Regions from separate parts of the Homo sapiens genome. Here region 1 is linked to region 2. Evidence: chromatin contacts called from ENCODE Hi-C or POLR2A ChIA-PET data. All regions are on one chromosome and are shown on one strand. Each heading gives the region's core, a stretch centred on a gene start or an enhancer-like site at or near the end of the contact. The rest is flanking DNA. Distances are from core to core; before and after follow the strand shown.

Region 1 (6,272 bases), core at 1,982-4,481, 94 kb before region 2:
GAATTGATGCTAAGAAATTAAGGGCAACCATTAAAATAAAAAAAACACTCTAAAGCTCACAACATATATTGCACAACTTTAAAAGTAAAATATAAGTATATAAGTTATGTAGAAAGTATGCATTTTTAATAAGGAATTATTTTAAAAAAATATTCCCAAGGTATAAAAACCGACATTTTTTTTTTCTGAGTAATCTTTTCATTATGTTAAGCCCAATTTTAACTGTAACAGACTCCTTTTGTGCCAGTTCTATATCCTGTGGGTCAGCTTGGACTTCAGGACAGCTGGAGGGGACCTTCCTTGCACACACAGGCTGCCTCCCACATTGCTACTTTCTGGATCACTTGGGTTTTCTGTCACACAGTTTTCTCTGATGTACAAGTAGCTTTTTCAACAGTTATTAAATAGAGACAGTTAATATCCTTGAGGTTAACCTCAACCAGCGAGGGACAAGATGACATGGATAAATTTGCAGCCTTCTGTGCTGTGGAAACCAATTCAGAGGTTCATTTGGAAGAACATTTGTTACAGTGAGCTGCAGTGGCTCAGTGATTACCAGCTAAATAACTACTGTGTGTGGGTCCCTTCTGCTCTGTCACACTCTCCCACCTCTCCGCTTGCTGCATTCAGGGATCACATCCCAAATATCCGAATTGTACCCATGTCCATATCTGGAATTTTCTTTTGGAGAAACCCTAAGTCATAATGAAAGAAATGTCTCAAATTTCCTATAGTAGACATCGATTATAATCACTTCTTGCAATTTTTAGTAGGATCTCCAATTGATAAAATTTTTCTGACTTGAATTCATCACCTTTTCGTTGGTAGTTTCACACAGATAAATTAAGAAAGAAAATTATTAAACCTATTTTGAAATATTTTTAAAAAGAAAGTTTACAAATTATGAATTTTGGCTATTGTCTTACTCAACAGCCAAAAAAATATGCTAAATGTAAGAACAGAATTTTAAAAATTAGCTTATATAAATAAATATTTTTGTCTTTACCATACTTCATATCAAAAGAGGATTCTTCAATTTTTGATTAATTAAAGGGAGGCAGAGGCTCTAAATAAATACCTTCTTTCCAAAAGACTTATAAAATAATTCTTATATTTTAAAAGCAGTTAGATTATCTATATTAGTATATTAGATAGGCTATATTGGATGAATTTAACTATAAACTTGCTTTTTGTGTCTACGAATTTTTTTTCAATTTTTCAGAGTAGGTCTGACAAAAAGAATTTCATAACAACATGGATGACAATTTTTGTAGTTAGTTATTTTAAAACCTTAAACTTTATTAATATTCTGTTATTTTCACCATAGTTTATATATAAGAATTCAACAGTGATTACAAATTTTCCCAGATTTGAATAATGCTGTGTTCTACTTCTCAATATTTTTAAGAAAAAAGCAAAAAAGTTTTTTAAAACAAATTATGACATAGGTAGTTTAGAGTGATTAAAAGAAAATACGACTGCTCTTAAGACAATTATTTAATCAACTATTTTTGACTCTTTAGTCATTACAAGTGTGGACTTATTTTTTTTAATTATCTTCTGTTTCCTGAATAGAACAGATCTAGTAAAAACAAACAAATAAACAAACGATTACCCCGGAATTTAGAGTATGCAGAGTAATTTATTTATGCATATGTAATTTATCAAAGTATTTAAAACCATTATCAAATACGACTTTTGACTTTGTCTTACTTATAAATATATGATGGCATATAAATAAAGTCTACTGTGTACACTGTCATATTATAGACATAATTAGTATTGGAGTTTTGACACACGTGGTATAAATAATTTAGACATAAAATTTTGAGAAATTTGAAAGCCATGTCTTTCCTTTAATATACAGAAAGATATACTCATGAAAGAGAGATAATATTAAAATCACCAAAAAATAAAAATGGAATAATATATAAAGGAAAAGTTGTGGTAACAAGGAATTGAAAGATAATCACAAGGATTAACTTTCAGGTGGCTGATGAAATGTGTAACATCATTGGAAAGAAAAGTGTACTAATAGTGCAGTCTTGACCTTTTCAAAGAATTCTACTATCAATGGAAAATCTCTCTCTTATATGGCAAATATTGGATTTTCTCACTGTAAATGACATTTGCCAATAAAGGAACATTAAAAAGTAATAAAAAAATAGTCTCCTGTTCAGTTAACATTGAAATGGAATTTGTAAAACTTAGGGAAAAGTTTTATTGAAGACCTATTTTTAAATGTCTTTTCTGGTTTCCCAGCTCTAAAGTTACCCTCATTCATATTCACCAGAATTTAAACACAAGAATTTTCACATCACATGCACTATTCACACTGAACACTGAAATGTAATGAATGCACTAGCGTTAAATGAACTGTTGTTATATTGTATATAGAAGGATTTTATTTAAATATACATAATATTTTGAATAACAAATTGAACTTGAAATTGAATTTCTAACACTAAAATTTTTATTTGTGTCTCTTATGGTGAATTTGGGGACAAGGAATTGTCCTGTATTGTTCTTGATCTGAGGATTGATCCTGGTTTTTTATTTCACTTTCCACAGAGTTTTCTTCAAACCATGATCTGTGAGTTTTCAGAAGTATGCTCTATTTCTTCAGTTTCACATTTATTAGTAGCCTTTTTGCAACAAATTCTTATTCTTAAGGGGGAAAATTAAAATAAACAGATACATTGCAAATAAACTTCAAAAGACTCATCATTCCTTTTCCAATTTTTGTTTTCTTCTTGAAGTACTTCTAAATATCCTCATCTCCTTAATTCTCAGCCTCTAAATGTATTGTCTGCTTCCTCTAAGTGGTGGCCACATAAATTATCTGAAAGTGCTGTTTCTGCAAGATGGAAGAAACATTTCCTCCCTCGGGAGAATAAAATCCTGACCACACTTTCATAAACACTGTGAAAGGTTTACTCATTGAACAACTTGTTTCTAGTTATTTCTATGCCTTGGGAATTCCCAAAGACCACTCCAATTTTCAGGACAAGGTTTTCAGGTATAAACTATTTTTTCCCTCTGTGGGTGCCGTATACTATTCAGGACATTGGCTGTATTCTTCCACAGCTGTTCGGTAGCTCTTCAATCACACGGAGAAAGAAAATTCTATCATGACCTAAATGAGTCAGCGTGGAATATTTTCTCATTTTCAAAACCATGTGACCTCGCCGGCTTCCAGACTGATTCCATGAGTCATTTTCTGAACAGACACACAGAGGTATGGCCCTGAGTCAGACAGTAATCTTAGAGCCTGATCAAGTCTCAATATTTAGGACAGGCTAACAGCTTTCTCTTTAAGACACAGATTATGAAGTAAAAAATATTATTACCTTAAGTAAACTGATGAGTGATAACAAGAGGAAGCAGAGAGTGTACACATAATCTAAGGGCAGCAGTGAGTTCCAGCAGCAAAGACTGAGGGGTAAATTAGGAACTCCACAAAGTGTCCTCATGAATACATGTTAATGTAACAATATAAGTCGGATGCTATTCCTAAAGCATTATTCATATATTTATTATAGCAAACCAAACTAGATATGTAAGAAAAGGCAAGTCCCACTGTATTAGTCCATTCTCACATTGTTATAAAGAAATACCCAAGACTGGGTAATTTATAAAGGAAGGAGGTTTAATTGACTCACAATTCCACATTGCTGGGGAAGCCTCAGGAAAATTACAATTACAGTGGAAGGTACCTCTTCACAGGGCAGCTGGAGAGAGAAAGAATGCAAGAGGGGAAATGTCAGATGCTTATAAAACCATCAGATCTTTGATGCTGGCATTTCACTATCACAAGAACAGCACGAGGGAAATTGCCCTCATAATCCAATTACCTCCACCAACTCCTGCCCTTGACACACCGGGATTACAAATCAAGATGAGATTTGGGTGGGGACAAAGACCCAAACCATATCATTCTGCCCCTGACCGCTCCAAAATCTCATGTCCTCACATTTCCAAACACAGTTATGCATTTCCAACAATCCCCCAAAATCTTAACTCATTCCAGCATTAACTCAAAACTCCACAGTCTAAATTCTCATCTGAGACAAGGCAAGTCCCTTCTGCCTATGATCCTGTAAAATCAAAAGCAAGTTTGTTACTAAATACAATGGCGGTACAGGAATTGGGTAAATACATCCATTCCAAATGGGATAAATTGGCCAAAATAAAGGGCTACAGGCCCCATACAAGTCCAAAATCCAATAAGGCAGTCATTTAACATTAAAGTCCCGAAATGATCTTCTTTGACTCCATGTCTCACACCTACGCAACGCTGATGCAAGAGGCGGGCTCCCATGGTTTTGAGCAGCTCCACCCCGTGACTTTGCAGGGTAGAGCCCCGCCCCTGGCTGCTTTCAAGGGCTGGCATGAGGCGTCCTTGGCTTTTCCAGGTGCATGCCGCAAGCTGTTGGTAGATCTACCATTCTGGGGTCTGGAGGACAGTGGCCCTCTTCTCACAGCTCCACCAGGCAGTGCCCCAGTGGAGACTCTGTGTGGGGGCTTCAACCCCCCATTTCCCCTCTGCACTGTCCTAGCAGACATTCTCCATGAGGGCACCACCCCTGCAGCAAACTTCCGCCTACAAATCCTCTGAAACCTAGGCAGAGATTCCCAAAGCTCAATTCTTGACTTCTGCGCACCCACAGGCCCAAGGCCACGTGTAAGCTGCCAAGGTTTTGGCCTTGTGCTCTCTGAAACAATGGCTAGAGCCCTACCTTGGCCCCTTTTAGCCATGACTGGAGCTGAAGCAGCTGGGATACAGGGCACCATGTCCCAAGGCTGCACAGAACAGGCAGGACCTGGGCCTGGCCCAGTAAACCATTTTTCTCTCCTAGGCCCCCAGGGCTGTGATGGGAGAGGCTGCTATGAAGGTCTCTGACATGCTCTGGATAAATTTTTTCCATTGTCTTGGTGATTAACATTCAGTTCCCTGTTATTTATGCAAATTTCTAATGCCTTCCCAGAAAGTGGGTTTTTCTTTTCTTTTCCTTTCCTTTTTTTTTTTTTTTTTTTTTTTGAGACAGAATCTCTCTCACCCAGGCTGGAGTGTAGTGGTGCAATCTCAGCTCACTGCAACCTCTGCCTCCCAGGTTCAAGCGATTCTCCTGCCTCAGCCTCCTGAGCAGCTGGTACTACAGGCCTGTGCAACTTCACCTGGTTAATGTTTGTATTTTTAGTAGGGGTTTCACCATGTTGGCCAGGATGGTCTGGCTCTCCTGACCTCGTGATCAACCCACCTCGGCCTCCCAGAATCCTGGGATTACAGGCGTGAGTCACCGTATCCGGCCAGGTTCTCCCCTCCCCTCGTCTCCCCCCTCCCCTCCTCTCCCCCCTCCCCTCCCCTCCCGTCCCATCCCCTCCCCGCCTTTTCTTTTTTGGCAGAGTCTTGCTCTGTCTCCCAGGCTGGAGAGGAGGGGCGCAATCTCAGCTCACTGCAAGCTCCACCCCCTGGGTTCACACCAATTCCCCTGCCTCAGCCTCCCGAGTAGCTGGGACTACAGGTTTTTCTTTTCTATCACATCATCAAGCTGCAAATTTTCCAAACTTTTTTGCTCTACTTCCTTTTGACGTTTTGCTGCTTAAATTTTTTTTTTCCACCAGATATCCTAAATCATCTCTCTCAAGTTCAAACTTCCACAGATCTCTAGGACAGAGTCAAAATGCTGCTAATCTCTTTGCTAAAGCATAGCAAGAGTGACCTTTATTCCAGCTTCTAACAAGTTCTTCATCTCCATCTGAGACCACCTCGGCCTGGACTTTACTGTTCATATCACCATCAGCATTTTGGTCAAAGCCATTTGATAAGTTTCCAGGAAGTTCCAAACTTTTCCACATATCTGTTCTGAGCCCTCCAAACTCTTTCAGCCTCTGCCTGCTACCAAGTTCCAAAGTCGCTTCCACTTTTTTGGGTATCTTTACAGCAGCACCCCACTCTCTGTGGTACCAATTTACTGTATTAGTTTGTTTTCACACTGCCATGAAAAAAATACCCAAGACTGGGTAATTTATAAAGGAGAGAGGTTTAATTGAGTCACAGTTCCATATTGCTGGGGAAGCCTCAGGAAACTTACAATCATGGCGGAAGGCATCTCTTCCTGCCATGGCAGGATGGAGTGAGTGCAAGCAGGGGAAATGACAGATGCGTGTAAACCATCAGACCTCATAAGACTCCCTCATTATCACAAGAACAGCATGGGGGAACCCAGCCCCTTGATGTAATTACCTCCACCTTGTCCTACCCTTGACAT
Region 2 (6,051 bases), core at 1,214-3,713:
AAAATGTGTTATATATGCGCTATAGACTATAGAATATTATTTAGCCATAAAAAATGAAATCCTCTCATTTGCAACAACATGGATGAAACTAGAGGTCATTATGTTAAGAGAAATAAGCCAGGCACAGAAAGACAAATATTGCATGTTCTCACTCATATGTGGGAGTTTAAAAAGTTGATGTCATGGTGACAGCAAAATGATAGTTATCCAAGGCTAGAAAGGATGTGTGGAGGTGGGATGAAGATAGGTTGATCAATGGGTACATAGTTAGATAGAAGGTATAAGTTCTAACGTTCGATAGAAGAGTAGGGTGACAATGGCTAACTATGTACATTTCAAAATAGCTGGAAGAGAGGACTTGAAATATTCCCAACACATAGAAATGATCACTGCTGTAGGTGATGGATACCCTAAATACACTGACTTGGTCATTACGCCTTCTATGAATGTAACAAAATATCACATATACCCCATAGATATGTACAAAAATATGTATTAATATAAAATTAACAAGAGGGATTATCTCAGAAAAAAAGAAACATTGTTTCCTCTAATAATCTTAAGTCTGTATTGATGTGACACTTTATACTTCATAATAATAGTGCCTATTATTTTTACCAAGATTGGAGAATACAATGGAAGCTATGATCTGTTGACTTTCTCTGGATTAAAAACTGAGATTTCATACATAAAATAAGTGACCAATAAGAGCCAGATAATAAATAATATGGAAAGATGGTTTACTGTTAACTAGTGAAGATTATCTACATCCTTTATAAATCAGGGGTTTTAGATAAGTCCTTTCATATTTTGTGCTTTGAGTTATAATTTTTCTTCTTCATTGTTCATGAGGGAAAAATCAGCTCCTATATTAATATCAGTACATTTAGAAATGGGACCTAAGAGAAAGATTAATATACTTATACAATGTTGAATTTATAATTTGATTATCTGACATTATTGTACTATCCATTACTACCTACAATAAAAATATAGGTTGAACCATATAAAATTGTCATTGTTGTTAGTCAAATAATGGTTGGCTATATTAGTAAGTGTTATCCACTAATTCCAAAGGAAGACTGCAGGAAAACATAGATCAGCTATGTGGTTGGTAAGTGAAACTGTCATTTTGCAATCTATTTGACTTTAAAACTATATGCTGATTCATTGTTATGCAAACTGATCACAAAGAAAAAAAGACCTTAGTGTATCTCAGTTTCTATGGTTTCCTTGGTGGGACATCAGGAGAAAAAAACCTTGCTTACTCAACATCGAATTAAAATGCTAACAAAATACTTTGCATACTAACTGTCAATAAACAGAGCAGCATATCTCTTTAATCAGTGCCTTACGTGCTCTTTTTTCAGCAGATCCCCGAATTCATTATCACCCTTGAAGGATCTGTACTTAGGGGTTCTGGAGTCTGGGACCTTGCTGAACAGACATGAACAGACCTTGAAGAAGAAAAGAGGCACAGTAGGGAAAGAATACTCACCACAATCCCTGTAGGATTTTCCCAGTGAAGCTTGAGAGTTATTACCCAAGGTTTTCTGAACACTAACAGATAGTACAATCTTGATTTTCTATAAATCTCAGTAAGTCCCCAAGACACAGTGCTGTTCTGACCTCTGCATATTTTTTATTGTTCTTTTGAACTCAGTGGCTGTCATGCCAACTTTCTAAATAAAATATTCTTCTCAAAACCTTTAATGGGCTTTCAACTGTGTAATCCATGCATGATAATATGCCTCATTTATAAAAATTTTCATTTAAATATATTACTTTTATGCTCTTTGTCATTTATACTTATTTTTCATAACCATAATAATTCACTCTGGGAAATTTTTATGGTCTGATAATGATGAATCAGAGTTGTTAGGGCACCTAACACTCATATTCTTAACAACTGCTAAGGTGTGTCCTTATTAGACTGTAATGTTCACACCGTTGTGTTTTATTACCTAAGTAGTGAAGTAAAAAATTGTGCATAACGCAACTGGACAGCTTCATAGGTCTTAGGCAGTGAAGCTCTGAAGATGAACATTTCTAAGCTTAGGACATTTTTATTCTATTTTCAGAAAAAAAAATGTTCTCATAGGGACAAATACCAACTTAGTGACTAAACGAGAAGAAAATGTTCTACAAACAGAGATAGAATGAATGAATTCCAGGGCTGCTTATCATATCCTAAGTCTGTGGCTTTTAGCTAGCATTGAAGATGGAATAAATGTGACAACTGGTAAAAAGAGAGGATAATTTTGAAAAATGGAGATTTAAAATTGGCTATTGCTTTCCCCCAAAACATTAAAAATATGAATACATATTGGCAGCTCGCTGGGTTTACACTGGGTCAGATCAGCACTGAGGTCTGAGATGTAAAGATTATTTCCCAACCACAGGAAGTTAAGAGCCAAGTGGTTAGATTTCCTGAAGCAACCGCAGTAAAATAGAACCACCTCTATGGGCAATTGGCACATTATGATAAGGTTGCAAGGAAAGGATTACTGTGCCAGGTAAAATAAACACTGTGGGAAAGTAATTTAAGCCAAAATTGGAGAGCTGTGTAGTCCTTTCCAGCAACATGAAGCATAAGAGTGTTTTCTGCACAGAAAGAGAGACGTGTGGATGCACAGTGCTGGGTGGTGTGTGGTGAGAAGGGCAGGTGGTAGAAGATGAGGGGTTTGCACAGGTACTTTGCTAAATATTTTACTTTTAATATGCCCTTTAATTCTAACAGCGATTCTGTAAAATAGAATCACATTGCCTCCATTTGCACAAGGGAAACAGGCTTAAATTCTTCACATCATCCCTAACACTAGAATAGTAGATTGAGTTCAAATTCCCAGATGCCAGAGGTTTAGTCCTTAAACACTAACTTGAATCAAGAAAGCTCTCCTGTGACAATTAAACAAACATTTTTTTTCCTTGCTGCAGGGCTGCAAACCTGTAGGGTTTTCTTGCTGCAGGTCAGAAGCTCTGTAAAGAGCTGACTAGTAAACATTTTAGGACTTGAAGCTACATATGGTCTTTCCATTTGTAAATTCAAGTTGTAAATTATCCTCCTTTTCCTCCTTCTCCTCTTTTTTCTTCTTTTAGTCTGTAAAAACCATTTTTAGTTCATGAGATATACAAATATAGGCCATAGGTTACTTTTGGCTTGGGGTTTTACTTTGCCAATCGGAAGGATATCCTGGAAGAGCTTTGAGTAGAGGAGAGAAAGGATATAAATTCTATAATACTTTTATAAAATCTAATACTTTTATATAATAACCAACCATGCTTTAAATATGAAATTCTTAATAAAATATGTCTATGCCAATTACACATTTTTGAGACCAGTTGCTTTTAATTTCCAAACCTGTTTAGTTAGATTTATTTTTCCATATTTTTGGGTTTGACGCATAGCGACTAATTTTCTGGATCCATGTAATAAGAATTGAGATCTTGTCCACCTCCAGGCTCTGTTCTCATCTGAGGAGGTGGAGTGAGAGTTGAAGCAATAAATAGAAAAGACAGGAGCTCTAATGTCATGGACTCCACATGCTAGAGCCACTTTGTTCAGTAGCTACTTGTGGATATTTATATTTAAGTCAGCAACCCAAAAATGCCAATAGGCACAAACAGAAACTGGGAGGAAGGAGGGAGATATGAGACAGCATGATTACCTCCCCACTGCCAGGTCTGAAGGTCTCTACCCAGCCTTTCTTATTCTCTTTAACTTTCACAGTTTTCTGAGGCTCATTTTAGTTTTAAGTTTGCCCAGTAATTTATATAGAAATTCATTGTGTGATGACGGAGAAGTAAATGATCCTCTGAAATGCATATTCTTTTTTATTTTTAATTATATTTACTTTATTTCTTTAAAATATTATTAATATATAGATTCAGACTAATATATAGATTCAGGGTACATGTGCAGGGTTGTTATACGGATATATCGCATAATGGTGAGGTTTGGGTTCTGTTGTACCCATCATCTGAATAGTGAATATTTTTCCCAATAGGTAAATTTTCAACCCTCATTACCTTCATCTGTATGTCCATTTGTACCTATTGTTTAACTACCACTTATAGGTGAGAACATGCGGTATTTGATTTTCTGTTTCTGAGTTAATTCACTTAGAATATTGGCCTTCAGCTCCATCCAGGTTGCAGCAAAGGACATGATATCCTTCTTTTGTGTGGCTGCGGAGTATTCCATGATGTATATATTTCACATTTGATTTATCCAGTTATCCATTGATGGACATGAATCCATGACTTCACTATTGTGAATAGTGCCACTACAAGCATATGAGTATAGGTCATATGTGTCTTTATTATATAATGATTTATTTTCCTGTGAGTAGATATTCAGAAGTGGGATTGCTGGGTCAAATTATCTATCAATTTTTTAAAATTAATATCATCTTAAAGACATTGTCATTATGAAATTCTATATTAAATATGAGATATATCTAAGAATAATAAGATACAACTGAAATTAATTGAGTAATCTATTTTACTATGATTTTGTTTTATTTTAGGTGCTGCATGTTAGACAACTTTTTTGATAGTATAGTTCACAAAAATTTTATAGGAAGTAAAGCATAGTTTTCCTTCCATACTTTACTTCCTATAAAATATATTTATTCCTCGTATATACCATACAAGGAATATACCTCGTATATTCCATGCATGGAATATTCCTCGTATATTCCATGCATGGAATATTCCTCGTATATTCCATGCAAGGAATATTCCTCGTATATTCCATGCAAGGAATATTCCTCGTATATTCCATGCAAGGAATATTCCTCGTATATTCCATGCAAGGAATATTCCTCGTATATTCCATGCATGGAATATTCCTCGTATATTCCATGCAAGGAATATTCCTTGTATATACAATAACTTCTTATTCTTAAAATGATATCTTTAAAAAGTACCTTGATATTCTGATCTATGTAAACTGTATATTTTTCTCATGGTTAAACTTCAATCATACTACCTGCAACCTTGAAAATTGACCTAAATGTATTTTGTAGCAAATACACTCAATAAATTTTTACTAAATGAATACGTGTTGTTTTATTTAATTGATTTTTCCAATTAGTAAGGCAAAGGTAAGTGCACCAACATTTACCTTTACTGAGCCCACTACCCGTAAGCTTATATAAGTTGTCTCACTTTAACAGTTTTTGTAACTGAATTTCATCATGGAGATGAAGTATGAGGTCTTGCAGACAAGTTGCTATGAAATCTACATCAGTATGGCACATCAGTCGATTTCATATATCCTTACAAATGACTTCTGATCCCCTTCTTTGTGTCTGTTTTTATCTGTTCCTTATAAGTATCGCTTGAAACAATTAGTCGTCTGATGTCCTTAGGTTTCCAAACATTCACATTAAGCTCTTGTAAACCTTTACAGAGTACAAAATCAATGTTGAGACTTTTTCGGGATTATTTTGTCTGCTTCTTTTAAGTGTGCTGTTGAATGTGCCTCAAATAATTTCAGTGCATGTGTGACGAGAACAGGCTAAATCACAGACTGAGTCTAGAGAGCTGATTATTAGTAAACCCTAAACAGGAAGCTGGGATAAAAGGCTAAGTAATTAGAAAATCAGACAAGTATGAAGATCTAAGACAAACATTCTGAGAATGTAAACAACTTGATCAGGAAAAGAAAAAGAAAAGAAAGAAAAGGCATATGCAAAAAAAAAAAAAAAAAAAAAAAAATTAAAAGCCCAGAAGTGTAGACAGATTAATTGGCTTCACAAAGAAAAAGAAATCACACAGCTGTCATATTCACTCAAGACATAAAAAATGATGTGTGGATCTATGATAGAAAAAAAAGCATAAAAGCAATGGAAAGTGTCTATGTGTCCGTACCATTCTTTCAAATTGCATGGCTTAGACATAATCATACCAATTTAAAACAAGTGCCAGTTACAGCTCTGGAAAGTGACTATTTGGAGATCTCCATCACCCTTAGGTGACATATTCACAGCTTCTAGATAGGACATTATGTTGAGGGACTTATCATAAATAAGAACAGCACTCTAA

Evidence for each region. Hi-C counts contacts between places; a loop is a spot of excess contacts on that map. ChIA-PET counts read pairs that join two places held with the same protein, here RNA polymerase II (POLR2A). Pooled maps may share reads with other maps.
Region 1: a map of endothelial cell of umbilical vein shows a loop between it and region 2 (5-fold over the local background). The contact joins two enhancer-like sites. A Hi-C loop is called at or near these places in 6 of 168 maps with a recorded cell type or tissue (IMR-90, aorta, ascending aorta and 3 more) and 10 of 50 pooled maps. POLR2A ChIA-PET finds 5 or more read pairs at or near these places in 2 of 52 experiments (MCF 10A and endothelial cell of umbilical vein).

The regions. Positions count from the first base shown.
Region 1 is chr18:67,357,255-67,363,526 of GRCh38, reverse strand. No RefSeq gene overlaps it. Among named protein-coding and RNA genes, the nearest start is that of DSEL-AS1, 160 kb to the left of the region's middle. Within about 2 kb of position 3,231, at least 17 of the 41 ENCODE cell types and tissues checked have a DNase peak (open chromatin) inside an H3K27ac peak, as active enhancers do; they include endothelial cell of umbilical vein and mammary epithelial cell, where a contact is called at or near this core.
Region 2 is chr18:67,262,228-67,268,278 of GRCh38, reverse strand. No RefSeq gene overlaps it. Among named protein-coding and RNA genes, the nearest start is that of MIR5011, 180 kb to the right of the region's middle. Within about 2 kb of position 2,463, at least 6 of the 41 ENCODE cell types and tissues checked have a DNase peak (open chromatin) inside an H3K27ac peak, as active enhancers do; they include endothelial cell of umbilical vein and mammary epithelial cell, where a contact is called at or near this core.